3 separate regions of the Homo sapiens genome follow, and regions 1 and 3 are each linked to region 2. A link is a contact called in ENCODE Hi-C or POLR2A ChIA-PET data. All regions are on one chromosome and are shown on one strand. Each heading gives the region's core, a stretch centred on a gene start or an enhancer-like site at or near the end of the contact. The rest is flanking DNA. Distances are from core to core; before and after follow the strand shown. Region 1 overlaps HTRA1 (HtrA serine peptidase 1). Region 2 holds the start of CTBP2 (C-terminal binding protein 2). Region 3 holds the start of HMX2 (H6 family homeobox 2).

Region 1 (3,601 bases), core at 998-3,497, 2.7 Mb before region 2:
CGTAGGTGGGACCATCAGTCATGGTGTCCTACCCTCTGTGGCCAAGGAGTGGACACAGGACCCAGTTAGGGCAAGCAGAGGCTCCCCTTGGAATCGCAAAGTGAAGCTGGATGCCACCCACAGAGACTAACATGGTGAAGCTGCTGTAGCCCCTGCTGTTGAGCCCCCAGCACTGCCTGAGTTCTTGCACTTTGTGAGTCCAGTTTAATATCTGCTTTTCCTCCCATTCTTGGAGCTCCCCTCACATCTCCAGTGGCTTGAAGTTGCCAGAGATGTTTCTGGGCTTGTGACCAAATGACTCCTTTTCTGCTTCTCACTGCTGAGCAGACACATGTGCGCTCACTTTGCCTGCTGAGTCTTGGGACCCGGAAGAGCTTTTGGGAGACAATCACGGACCAGCCCCCTCTTGCCTGCCCTGCTGTCTCCCTCCAAGCAGGAGGTGAGAAGGTGTCCACCTGCAGCCCCGGCCAGGCATCCCTTTCTGTGCTTCTGCCCAAATCTGAAATTCCCCTCTCCTTGGGACCCACGACTGGGGCCAGCCTGCCTGGGGAGGGAATCCCAGCTGCAGAAAGTCGGGACAGTGTGCGTGTAAACATGTTAATAGAAAGCAGCTTTGAGGGCAGACTAGTTCAGCTTCAGTTACAAACTCTTTCCAAATGCGTTTAACATGAGCCACTGGCTGTGCGCAGCATATGTCAAGCTTTCATCCAATGGTGGCATTTTGTCCCTGCGGGGTTTTTTTTTCCTGAGCAGTTTGGGGCAGGGGTGGGGACAGGGAGAGAGAAAAGTAAAAAGAGAGCAGTTTGGTTTCTTCAGGCTGGAGTACAAGGCAGAGGTAATGGGATGTATTGAAGAAGGTAGGAGGGAAAGTTACTTTAGCTACAGCTATTTGTCCAGCTGTGCTGATTAAGAAACTTGGAGAAAAGCATCTTTGGAATCATGTCCTTCCCATCTTATATACAGCCTTTGCAGATTTCCTGCTGTTCTGAGAGAGATCTGAACTCCTTACCAGGACCTTGAGGGCCCCACCTGATTGGGCACCCCTCACTCTCTCTGCCCCTCCTCCCCTTCCCCTCCTCCCCTCCTTTCTCCACCCCCACCTGCTCTGCTCAGACACCCCTTCCTTGGTTGCTTCCCACAGGCCAGGGCTGTCCCCTGGGGCCTTGGCTGTTCCCCTCCCAGGAGCGCCCCTCTCCAGCTCCTCATGCAGCCAACCTTCCTGTCCTTCAGGCCTCTGATTAAATTCTGCCTTAGACATCTCTCCCCACCCCGCTGTGTGAGGTAGCGCCCCATGCCCCAGTCCCCTCAACTCCACTGCCTCACTTTGGGGACACATCACCCCAGGGACAACTGCATTCCACTCTTGGTTTTTCCCTCCTCGTCTATTTATCACAATTTAGAGTCGCCTCACTCATTTGTCAAATGAAGTTCATCTCTGCAGCTGGACTGCGGGGTTGGGGGCACATCCGGCTGTCGGTCCTCAGGTAGGAGGTGCTTGGCAACCTTGTTCAGAGTAGGACGTTCACAGCTGTCTGCCCCGGAGGAAGCAAGGGCACCCGCCACATGGATGGAATTGAGGGGAAGGCACCCGGGGCTCCTGCATCGAGCTTCCCTCCTATATTCAATGAGGAAATGACCCTGCAGAAGGCTGGCTGCAGATGCCCCTGCCTCCCGGCTTTGCCTGCTTGGAGTTTGATGGACACGTGGTCCTGTCAGGGCTACAGCAGGTCTATGGTCTTTGGTAACGGAAAGCGCTGGTGAAACAGTGAGCTTTCCCGTGGGTGCTTTTCCCTGACGCCAACAACCAGGTAAATATTTGGAAACGGCCTTGTTGAGGCTTGTGAGGTGGTTTTCCTCCCTCCCCTGTAGGCCTGCGCCACCCCCCCAACCCCACGGCCACCTTTGGGCCAGATGGCACCCACAGACCTGTTTGAAGTGGCCACAGAGGGAGCCCTCTGGGCGCTGGGGCCGCTGTGTTTGCAGAGGGTCCTCTTACTGCTGAGCTGGCTGGTGCAGTGAGAAGGAAGGCCGACACCCCTGATCCTCATCAAGTTCAGACGGGGGTCACTGCGGGTGAGGGGCCTGGGGCCTTTTACATGTCCCGGGAGCTGCTGAGCAGGCCACTCTTCTCCAGGCCACCAGAACTTGGCCCTGCGCATGGTGAATCTTCCCTGAGTCAGCTGAGTGAGGGGGTTCAGGCAGCCCCCCGGGACATGGCAGTGGCGGGGAGTGGACTGGGGTGGTGCTTGCCATGACTCACGCCGGTTCTCCTCAGGCAACCGGATGGTCAGATGCGCTGACTCAGTGGCCTGAGCTCGTCCAAAAGCGAATCAGAGAACACAGGGCCTGGGCTCACCCGCTGCCCTCTTCTGGAGTCATCTGTCACTCATCCTCATGAAGGAAGCGCCTGGGAGCCTGGAATGCACATCGCACTGCCCCAGCTCCCCTCTTGTTTCTGTGTTTTTCCATTTTGGATTCTTTCCCCCAACGCCTTCTGTACTGGGCATTTTGTGGTCTCTTCTTTTTCTCCGAGAACTCTGAGGGCTACCATTGCATTTGCTAATGATGCCACAGACGGTGTTGACGTTATGAGGCTTCTATTACTGTATTGATTTTTACCATTTTTAGGGGGACGGGAATCAATATTTCATGAGGGAATGTGAAGCCAGACAGTGAAGTAGAAGCTGGCTTTTATTTTGTGCCAGGCTTTGTCCAGAGGCGGGTGGGGACGTGGCTCCTAAGCTCTTGATTGCAGCTCCTTCTGGCTTGGGAAACGTTTCAGTTCCCCAAACTCTCAGAACTGGATCCCCTGTGTGTTCTCTGGCCCGGATTCAAGAACTTAGTTGATTGTCAAGGAAATTCTTTGGCTATATTTTTCTCTTAATATGGTAATGCCTTTTTTCACTCTGGCACTCTCTTTTCAGGGAATTGGATTAAGACTATTATTTATGGGTCTGACAAAGCAGTTCCCAAGTTGTTGGGACTGGATTTGTTTAGGAATGTCTCCTGTCCTCTTCATTGAGGGGGGAATACAAATTGCTTCCATTTGACAGTTTATCAAGTGTGTGACAGAGTATCAGAGTCCAGGGTTGGCCAACTACAGCCAGTAGTCCAAAGCTGGCCCTCTGTTGTTGTAAATAAAGTTTTATTGGGACATGGTCATGCTCACTTATTTAGGTAGAGTGTATGGCTGCATTCAGTCTACACCAGCAGAGTTAAATAGTTGTGATGAAGACCACGTGGCCCGTGAAGCCAAAAATATTTGCTTCCTGGCCCTTTACAGGAAAAAAATTCCCAGCCCCAGTGGCAGGCAATTAACACCTTGTCCTCGAGGAGCTGAAAGTGGCTGGAGGCAGGAATGCTTATAAGAACCAAGCGAGGTGAAGCACTAGGTGGCCGCGGCGAGCAGGAAGAGAAGCTGATTTTGTTTGCCCTTTCGTTTGCCAGAGATTGTGGGTTCTTTTTTTTTTTTTTTTTTTTTTTTTTTTTTTGCAGAGATGAAGCTTTGATCTTGTCACAATAGCAGAGGGAGGCCTTATTTTTGTCTATTTCTCTGTGACATTGGTAGAAAGGACTTTGTCAGAATTCCAAGCTATTTGGC
Region 2 (3,494 bases), core at 652-3,151:
GACGACGTAGGCCATTGCCAGCAGCCTCCACCACGAGCACGCAGAGCGGGGATTTCTACGAAAAATTCCTCCTCTTCCCTATAAAATCCTAAACGTGGGGTCCTCTGCAGCCAACTGCCGCTTGGGCCGCCTCCGGAAAAAGTACCGGGCGGGGGGAGGGGGGACAACCACAAACACTCGCGCGCACACGCTCACTCCGTGTCCGCGACCGTCGTCGCCGGCGGAAAGCGAGCCACGGGAGGGAGTGTGTGCGCGCGTGTGTGTCTCGGCGCGGCCCGCGGTGACCGAGCTGAGCTCTTGGGCCCGCGGCCTCCGAGCCCCAGGGCGCGGCGTGGGCTGCAGGCGACCCGCCACGCCGCTGGGCCTCCCGCGGGAGAAAGGCCCAGGCACGCCCCGGCTCCCGCGCGCCTCTGCCCAACTCGCCCGGGGCGCTGGGGGCAGCGCGAGGGAGAGAAAGAAAGGCGCTTCCCCTCGGCCGCGCGGGGCCGTCCGGCGCCGCGGAGGGCTGGGAGGAGGAGGAACCGCGGCGGCCCGGCTGTCCCTGCGCCGCACCGGGTCCCTGCCGCCCGGGGCGCGCCCTAGCCAGCCCCTCCTGCTAAACTTTTTCTTTTTGATTCGCCCCACCCGAAAAGTGCGGCCCGGGCGGGGAAGGTGGGGGAGGCGGGCGGGCCGGGCTCCCGGCGGCGGCGGGCGAGGAGGAAGTGGTGCCCGCGGGAGCGCGGCCGGGCAGAGGAAATGCCCGGCCCGCCCGGCCCCCGCCCGCGCCCGCCGCCCGGCCCGCCCAGGCCCCCCGCCCCGCCGCGACTTTGGCGGGCCGAGCCCCGCGCGGCAGTGGCGGCGGCGGCAGCGGCAGCAGATGTGGCCCGGCTGCCCGGAGGAGCCAACAATGCGGGGCCGGCAAAACAAAAGGGTTCCACTTCGCCTCCTTTCCCGTCTTTCACTTGCGCTCCCGGGGAGCCGCGCGGGATCCCCCGCCGGCAGGGGCAGCGCCCCTGGGGACCGAGAGCCGCTCACGCCCCGACTTCCCCACGGAACCCCTCTTCTCCGCGCCCCCCCCACCCTCGCCTCGTAGGCGCAAGGCCCGCCGCACCCCGGCGCGCTCGGACTCCTGTTCCCCGGAGATCCGGCCGTATTGTCCCCGCGGCGCGTCGCGCGCTCGGCCTGGGTCGCCGGCGGCCCCCGGGCGCGCACCCACCGGGCTCAGGGAGCAGGAGCCGGGGGCGCCCAGGGAACCGTCGCCGAGACGCCGCCGCCGCCGCCGCCGCTGCCCTCCGGACGCCGCCGCGCTCGGGGTTTCTTTTTTTTTTTTTTTCAACCCTGATGGGAAGGAAGGTGACCGCCTACTTCGCATTCATCAACTCTCATCACAACAACAAAAATCCTGGCGCAAACGGCGGCCAGCGGGCGCAATCGGTGGCGGGGGCGGGCGGGGACCCCCGAGCCAGCGTCCACCCCCGGGCGCCGAGGGGGGACACGAGGCCGGGGGCACGGACCAAAGATGTCCTCGGATGCCGGCTCCGCGTCCTTCGCCCTCTTCCTCCTCCTCCTCCTCCTCCCTGAGTGGCGCAGTGAGGCGCGGGCGCGGCGCCCCCAGCCCGCGGCCGCAGGTGAGGCGGGGGCGGCGGCGGCCCCAGCCCTCCCCCGGGGCCCCCCTTACCTCGTCCCGGACGGTCGGCGTCCACGGCGAAAGGCGCCCACCCTGGAGGCGGCGGCGGCGGCGTCTCCCGCCCCTCCCACCCCACCCGGCGGCGGTGGCGGTGGCGGCGGCTGTGCGGCCCCCCCTCAGCGCGGCATGGCTCCCGGTTCGGTCCCTCGCTCCTCGGGCCGCCGCCGGCTCCTCCGGGCCGCTCCCGAGCCACCTTAAAATGACACACGCACACAGGGACACACACACAAAAACTTAATCTCTCCAGCTCCCCGCCCCTCCCCCTCCCGCCCTCCCCACCCTCCCTCCGCTCCCCTCCCCTCCCCACCCTACCCCTCCCTTCCCTTCCACCTCCTCCCCTCGCCGCCGAGCCTCTTCCTACTTCCCCACCCACCCCACCCCCTTCCTCCGCCCACCCGGTTCCCAATTCCCCCCGCGTCCCGGCCCCGCGCCCTCCCGCCCGCCGAGAGGGGGCTGCGCTGGGGGTCCCCGGCCCGGGCCCGCCCCGCGCCGCGCTCACCCCCGAGAGGATGCTAATTCCAACTTGGATCGGGGGAGGGAACGTCCTGGATGCCGAGCGCCTCCCGGCTATTTGCTCTTCTTTATTTGTTTTCTCCTCCGGGGAAGGAGAAGGAAAACGGAGAGAAAAGGAAAGGAAAGAAGCGGCGCTGGCCGCAGCTCCCGGTACCCGCTGGCTGCGCAGGAGCTAGGCGGGAGGCGAGGTGAGGGTCGCCGCTCGCTCACTCCTCGCTCCTGTTTTTGGGGGGGGGGGGCAAAGGCGGGGTCTCTTTTTGCAAACCAATGACACAACCCCACATGGGCCGGCCTCGCCCCCTTCAGATACTCCTCACTACAAATCGGCTCTCTCGGGGGATTAGTGGCTCCGCGAAAGTGCACACAAGCGCGGCGGGCGGGAGGGCCAGGGGCCGGGCGCGGCGGGCACTCCCTAGCCCGGCCCCGCCCGGGAGGCCCTCGGGAGGCGCGGGGGCCTCGGTGGCAGGGGCCGAGGTCCTGTCGCGGTGGCTCGGGGTCCGCTGCTCCCCTGGCCCTTCATCCTCCTCCGCCCCTTCCACGTGGGGTACCGGGCAGCCGGCCACGTGGGGGAACGCGAGCCCCGGGTGGCCCCGGTCCCATGGGGCCCCGCCCAGCCAGCGGCGCCAACCAGCCCCCTTCCCGGCCCCCGGGCTCCAACTTCCTCCTGGTGCCCCGCACCGGCCGCTTCTGCCTTCTCAGGCCCGCGGGGTCAGGCGCGGGCCGGCCACAGGGGGCACTTGCGCTCCCCAAATCCAGATCCGGGAGACCGTGCCGGAGAGGCGGCGACCGCTGTGGGTGCGCAGGGAAGGGCCCTCTGTGCTGCAAGTTGCAGCAGTGCTGTGCCCTAAAAGAAGCAAAACATTCTTACACATTGAAAAAAAAAAAAAAGGTTCCCTCTTGCTGCCTGGATCTCGCCGGGGCATTTGAGAAGCCCTGTGTTGGGTCGGAGCCCCGGGTCTCGAGGAGGGAGGCGCGCTGCGGCGTGGGGGCCCGCGACTCGGGGTCCTGGGCTTGCGCGGCGGCCCGGAGCCCACGCCGTCCTGACGTCTCAAGGTTGGAGTCTGCACAGCGAGCCTGGGAATCCAGGCCCAGCGGCCGCTCGCGGCCCAACGAGCACCTGGGCTAAATTCCCCGCCCGTGACCCGCGACGTCCGAGCGCCGTCTCCGGAAGGGAGCTGGTGGCCGTGGAGTGTGGGGTCTTCTCCCTGCGCCCCAGGGCCCCCCAAACTCTTCTCACTACCCTGAGTTCGGCGTGCGTCCTCCAAGAATCCCTGGGTGGGCTGAACTGAGCCCTTAGGATCGATTTGTTTAAAAA
Region 3 (3,785 bases), core at 247-2,746, 2.0 Mb before region 2:
CAGGCGAGGAAGGAACTGCACAGTCATGCAGTGTCTGGACATTTGTGGGGACTGATTCCAGAGTCTCCACTCACCCTTGGCTGCACTTGGGGGGCACCCTAAAGACAGGGCTTCTGGAATCTCTTGGCCAAGAGGTCTAGAGGTCACAGCTTGAGGGGACGGGGTTGCCTGAGCACTTCGGGCCTTGCCTCACTTCAGTTTCCAGGAAGCTTGTGCAGACGACTGTGGCCCCAAACCGCTTTGCTTGGCTGGGCTAATTCTAGCTCGGGTAACAGCTGATCTAGGAATTAAAGGGGCGAGAGCCAGGGCACAGAAGGGGGCTATGAGAACACAGAGGGAATCACTATTTACTGAGCACCACGGTGTGCCAGGCTCGGTGCTGGGTAGTTTGACCTCACAACAGCCTCTGCGAGGGAGGCACTGCTTCCTCCAATTTTAGGAATAAAGAAACCGAGCCTCAGAATTTCCAAATGTCTTCCCCCAAGATCACCCAGCCGAGAATTGAGTCGAGTCTGCTCAATTCTAAAACCGAGTCCTGTCACCAGTTCCTTATCTTCTTCCTGGGAGTAAGGCGTCTATTTCTGCAGCAGTTCGGAAACCTTCAAAATTTACAAAACAAAAACACAGATTCGCTTAAAACACGGGTGGGCCATGGGCTACCCGGCCAGGTTTATGGAGTACCTACTATGCGCTGCTAGTGCTTCGAGGCTTTTAATCCCTACCTGAGGCAATCCGAGAAGTTATTTTCAACTATGAGGGCAGAGAGGCTTTAATCGGCATGAGTTGTGCAAGTTCATGCAGTGTGTAAATAGTTGTGCCGGAATTTGAACCCAGATCTCTTGACTAGAGGTCTTAGGGCTTCCTCCCTCCCCCTAAAGATTCTGTAGGTCCGTAGAACCTGTGACAGGGATGAGGTCTGCAGACGGGGAAGGGGAATGTCTGCTCCCAAGGCTCCTGGCCATGCTGGAGAGGATGAGCGTCCGCCTGGAGACGCCTGCTCCTAACCCACCTCACCCCCACGCAGGGCGCCACGGTCCCAGGAGTGCCGGCTTTGCCCGCCCACTGGGGCTAGAAGGGGTGGAGGGCTGGGGGAGGATGGTGGAGCAGCCTGTACAAGCCCCTGGGAGGCGCGGAGACCCGTCGCCTGCGGAGGCGTCGAGCCACTCCAGCTCCGAGTCCCGCACCGCCCCTGCCTCTGGAGAGAAGGGTCCAAGGGGTCCAAGGAGTCGGAGTTGCCGCAGCCGCCAGGAACCCGGGCTAGAATCTGCAGCTGCTTTCAGCCCTGGCTGCCCCTGGTTAGACGCCGCTGATGCCCGCCAGGCCCTCGGCGCGCTCTGGGGGCGCACCGGTGCTGTGTGCCTGGCCGGAGCGTTTTGAAATTTTCCGGGGCCGCTCGGCGGCGCTGCGATTGGCCGCGTTCGGGTAACCTCTATGCAAATGAGGCCGCGCCGCCTCCGCGCCGCCGGAGACCCGGCGAGTTGGCGGGCGAGGAAGGGGCATTTGCACCGGGGCTGGGCGGGCGCACCCAGAGCCAGGCGGGCAGGAACCCCTGCGCAGCCATCCGGTGCCTGCATGTCCCTGGCGCGGAAGGGACGCCTCACCAGCCTCGGCGCCCCCTCCCCCTAGATTTCCTCCCCGCCCCTCCCCACTGCCTGCCTGCTGCACCACCTTCCACCCAGATCACCCAGATCGTCTCTAAAGGGAGTTCTTGGTTTCCTTCGATTTCTTATGAACCCAGGATGGGCAGCAAAGAAGATGCGGGCAAGGGGTGTCCGGCGGCCGGTGGCGTCTCCAGCTTCACCATCCAGTCCATCCTGGGCGGGGGCCCCTCGGAGGCACCGCGGGAGCCCGTCGGCTGGCCAGCCAGGAAGCGCAGCCTGTCCGTGTCCTCGGAGGAGGAGGAGCCGGACGACGGCTGGAAGGCGCCCGCCTGCTTCTGCCCAGACCAGCACGGCCCTAAGGAGCAGGGCCCCAAGCACCATCCCCCCATCCCTTTTCCTTGCCTGGGTAAGGATCGCACGTCGCCAGTGTGGCAGCGAGCGAGCGCGAGGGGAGGGAGGCTGAGCGCCCCGCCAAGACTCCCGCGCCGGGCCCCCTCTGGCCAGAGCTGCGGCAGCCGGGGGTTCGGGACCGCGGGGAGAGGGGCGCGCACTGTGGTGCCTCCTCCGCCCGGTGGGCCCCTGGGAGCAGGCGAACACAGACCCGTGCCGGCTTGGGCTTCCTGGGGAAGGTTGAGTTGTTGAGAGAGTGGACCACAGCGAGAGGGACACGCGGCCGGCCTTACACCCGGCTGTCCTCAATCACTGCACATCTGGTACTTTCTTTCCGGACACGAGGTGGAGATCTGCAAGTCGGGTCTGGGCAGTCTGTCTCCACCGTAATCTCTTTCTGAGTCTTCTTCCTCACTCGCTCCGTATCTCTGCCTTTCTCTCTCTCTCCTCCTTGGAATGATTAGCACTCCAAGATGATTGACAATGGTGCATTTCAGAGACGGTTCCTCTTTACAACATTTGACGAAGGGGAGTCCTGCGTTAGTCCTTAGCGTGATTTCCAAACAAACGGCCTGTGAAATGATGCCACCCTATAAAGCTCGAGGAACTCTTCCAGCTCAATTACCACCAAGCAAATTCGCCTTTTAAAACCATGCTAATGTTTCCCCCTCCAGACCTCCTCTCCCTGTTGCCCCTGGCCCATTCATAAAGGTGGGAGCACAGAGACCCCATACTCCAAGTAGCTGGGTCCCTCTCTTGTCGCTTTTAAAGGACGGGGTGCTGGGTTTGGGGGGCCAGTGAGAGGGATAAGAGGAGGGGATTGGTAAGGTGGGACCAAGGCTGCAGGCGCTTGCCAACCGCTTGGTCCCAGGGAGAGCTGGCGGTCTCCGAGGCTCCCCAACCAACTCCATGGCCTTTCTGTCTGTTCTCGCTCCTCAGGTACCCCCAAGGGCAGCGGAGGCTCGGGCCCGGGCGGCTTGGAGCGCACGCCTTTCCTCTCTCCTTCGCACTCGGACTTTAAAGAAGAGAAAGAGAGGCTCCTGCCCGCGGGCTCGCCCTCGCCGGGGTCCGAGCGGCCGCGGGACGGCGGCGCTGAGCGGCAGGCCGGCGCGGCCAAGAAGAAGACGCGCACCGTCTTTTCGCGCAGCCAGGTGTACCAGCTCGAGTCCACCTTCGACATGAAGCGCTACCTGAGCAGCTCGGAGCGCGCCTGCCTCGCCTCCAGCCTGCAGCTCACGGAGACCCAGGTAAAGACTTGGTTCCAGAACCGCCGCAACAAGTGGAAGCGGCAGCTCTCGGCTGAGCTGGAGGCGGCCAACATGGCGCACGCGTCGGCGCAGACTCTGGTGAGCATGCCGCTGGTGTTCCGGGACAGTTCGCTGCTGCGCGTGCCGGTGCCGCGCTCGCTCGCCTTTCCCGCGCCGCTCTACTACCCGGGAAGCAACCTCTCGGCCTTACCTCTCTACAACCTATACAACAAGCTCGACTACTGACCGGCCCGCCGCCCCGCGCCGCCCCCAGCTGCCCGCAGAGCCGGGCGCGTACTGTACTGTAAGCAGGGCTCCGGAGCAAGGCGGCGTGTTTCCAGAAATATGAAGAAATACACCATGTGTATTCATTAGCTCTTATTTATGGTCTCTGCCCTACTTTTTGTTTTGATTGTTTCGGGTATTTATTGGCATTCCCTAAGTCAGAGAGCCTGCTTCCTACCTAGACCGAACCAGTACGCTTTGAAAACCATTCGGAGTGAGATGTTCTCGGGTGGTGGTGGGAAAGGGAGTTTTGGCCAGACAG

Evidence for each region. A loop is a pair of places that touch in the nucleus more often than their neighbours do. ChIA-PET counts read pairs that join two places held with the same protein, here RNA polymerase II (POLR2A). Pooled maps may share reads with other maps.
Region 1: a loop to region 2 is called in a map of ascending aorta, with 9 times the contacts of the local background. The contact joins the enhancer-like site here to the promoter of CTBP2 in region 2. A Hi-C loop is called at or near these places in 1 of 168 maps with a recorded cell type or tissue (ascending aorta). POLR2A ChIA-PET finds 5 or more read pairs at or near these places in 1 of 52 experiments (AG04450).
Region 3: a map of CD14-positive monocyte shows a loop between it and region 2 (6-fold over the local background). The contact joins the promoter of HMX2 here to the promoter of CTBP2 in region 2. A Hi-C loop is called at or near these places in 2 of 168 maps with a recorded cell type or tissue (CD14-positive monocyte and naive thymus-derived CD4-positive, alpha-beta T cell), 1 of 37 single-sample maps with no recorded cell type and 10 of 50 pooled maps. POLR2A ChIA-PET finds 5 or more read pairs at or near these places in 1 of 52 experiments (Panc1).

The regions. Positions count from the first base shown.
Region 1 is chr10:122,492,769-122,496,369 of GRCh38, forward strand. All of the region lies in intron 3 of HTRA1 (HtrA serine peptidase 1), which reads left to right. Among named protein-coding and RNA genes, the nearest start is that of HTRA1, 33 kb to the left of the region's middle. RefSeq lists an enhancer at 1,689-2,888. Within about 2 kb of position 2,248, at least 13 of the 41 ENCODE cell types and tissues checked have a DNase peak (open chromatin) inside an H3K27ac peak, as active enhancers do; they include ascending aorta, where a contact is called at or near this core.
Region 2 is chr10:125,158,662-125,162,155 of GRCh38, forward strand. CTBP2 (C-terminal binding protein 2) reads right to left here and starts at 1,902. Exons shown (of 11, transcript NM_001329.4): 1 at 1,658-1,902. RefSeq lists an enhancer at 2,673-3,282.
Region 3 is chr10:123,146,640-123,150,424 of GRCh38, forward strand. It overlaps HMX2 (H6 family homeobox 2), which reads left to right and starts at 1,497. Exons shown (of 2, transcript NM_005519.2): 1 at 1,497-2,007; 2 at 2,931-3,785. The coding sequence starts at 1,740. The coding sequence ends at 3,484. RefSeq lists silencers at 1,367-1,686, 2,077-2,206, 3,314-3,608.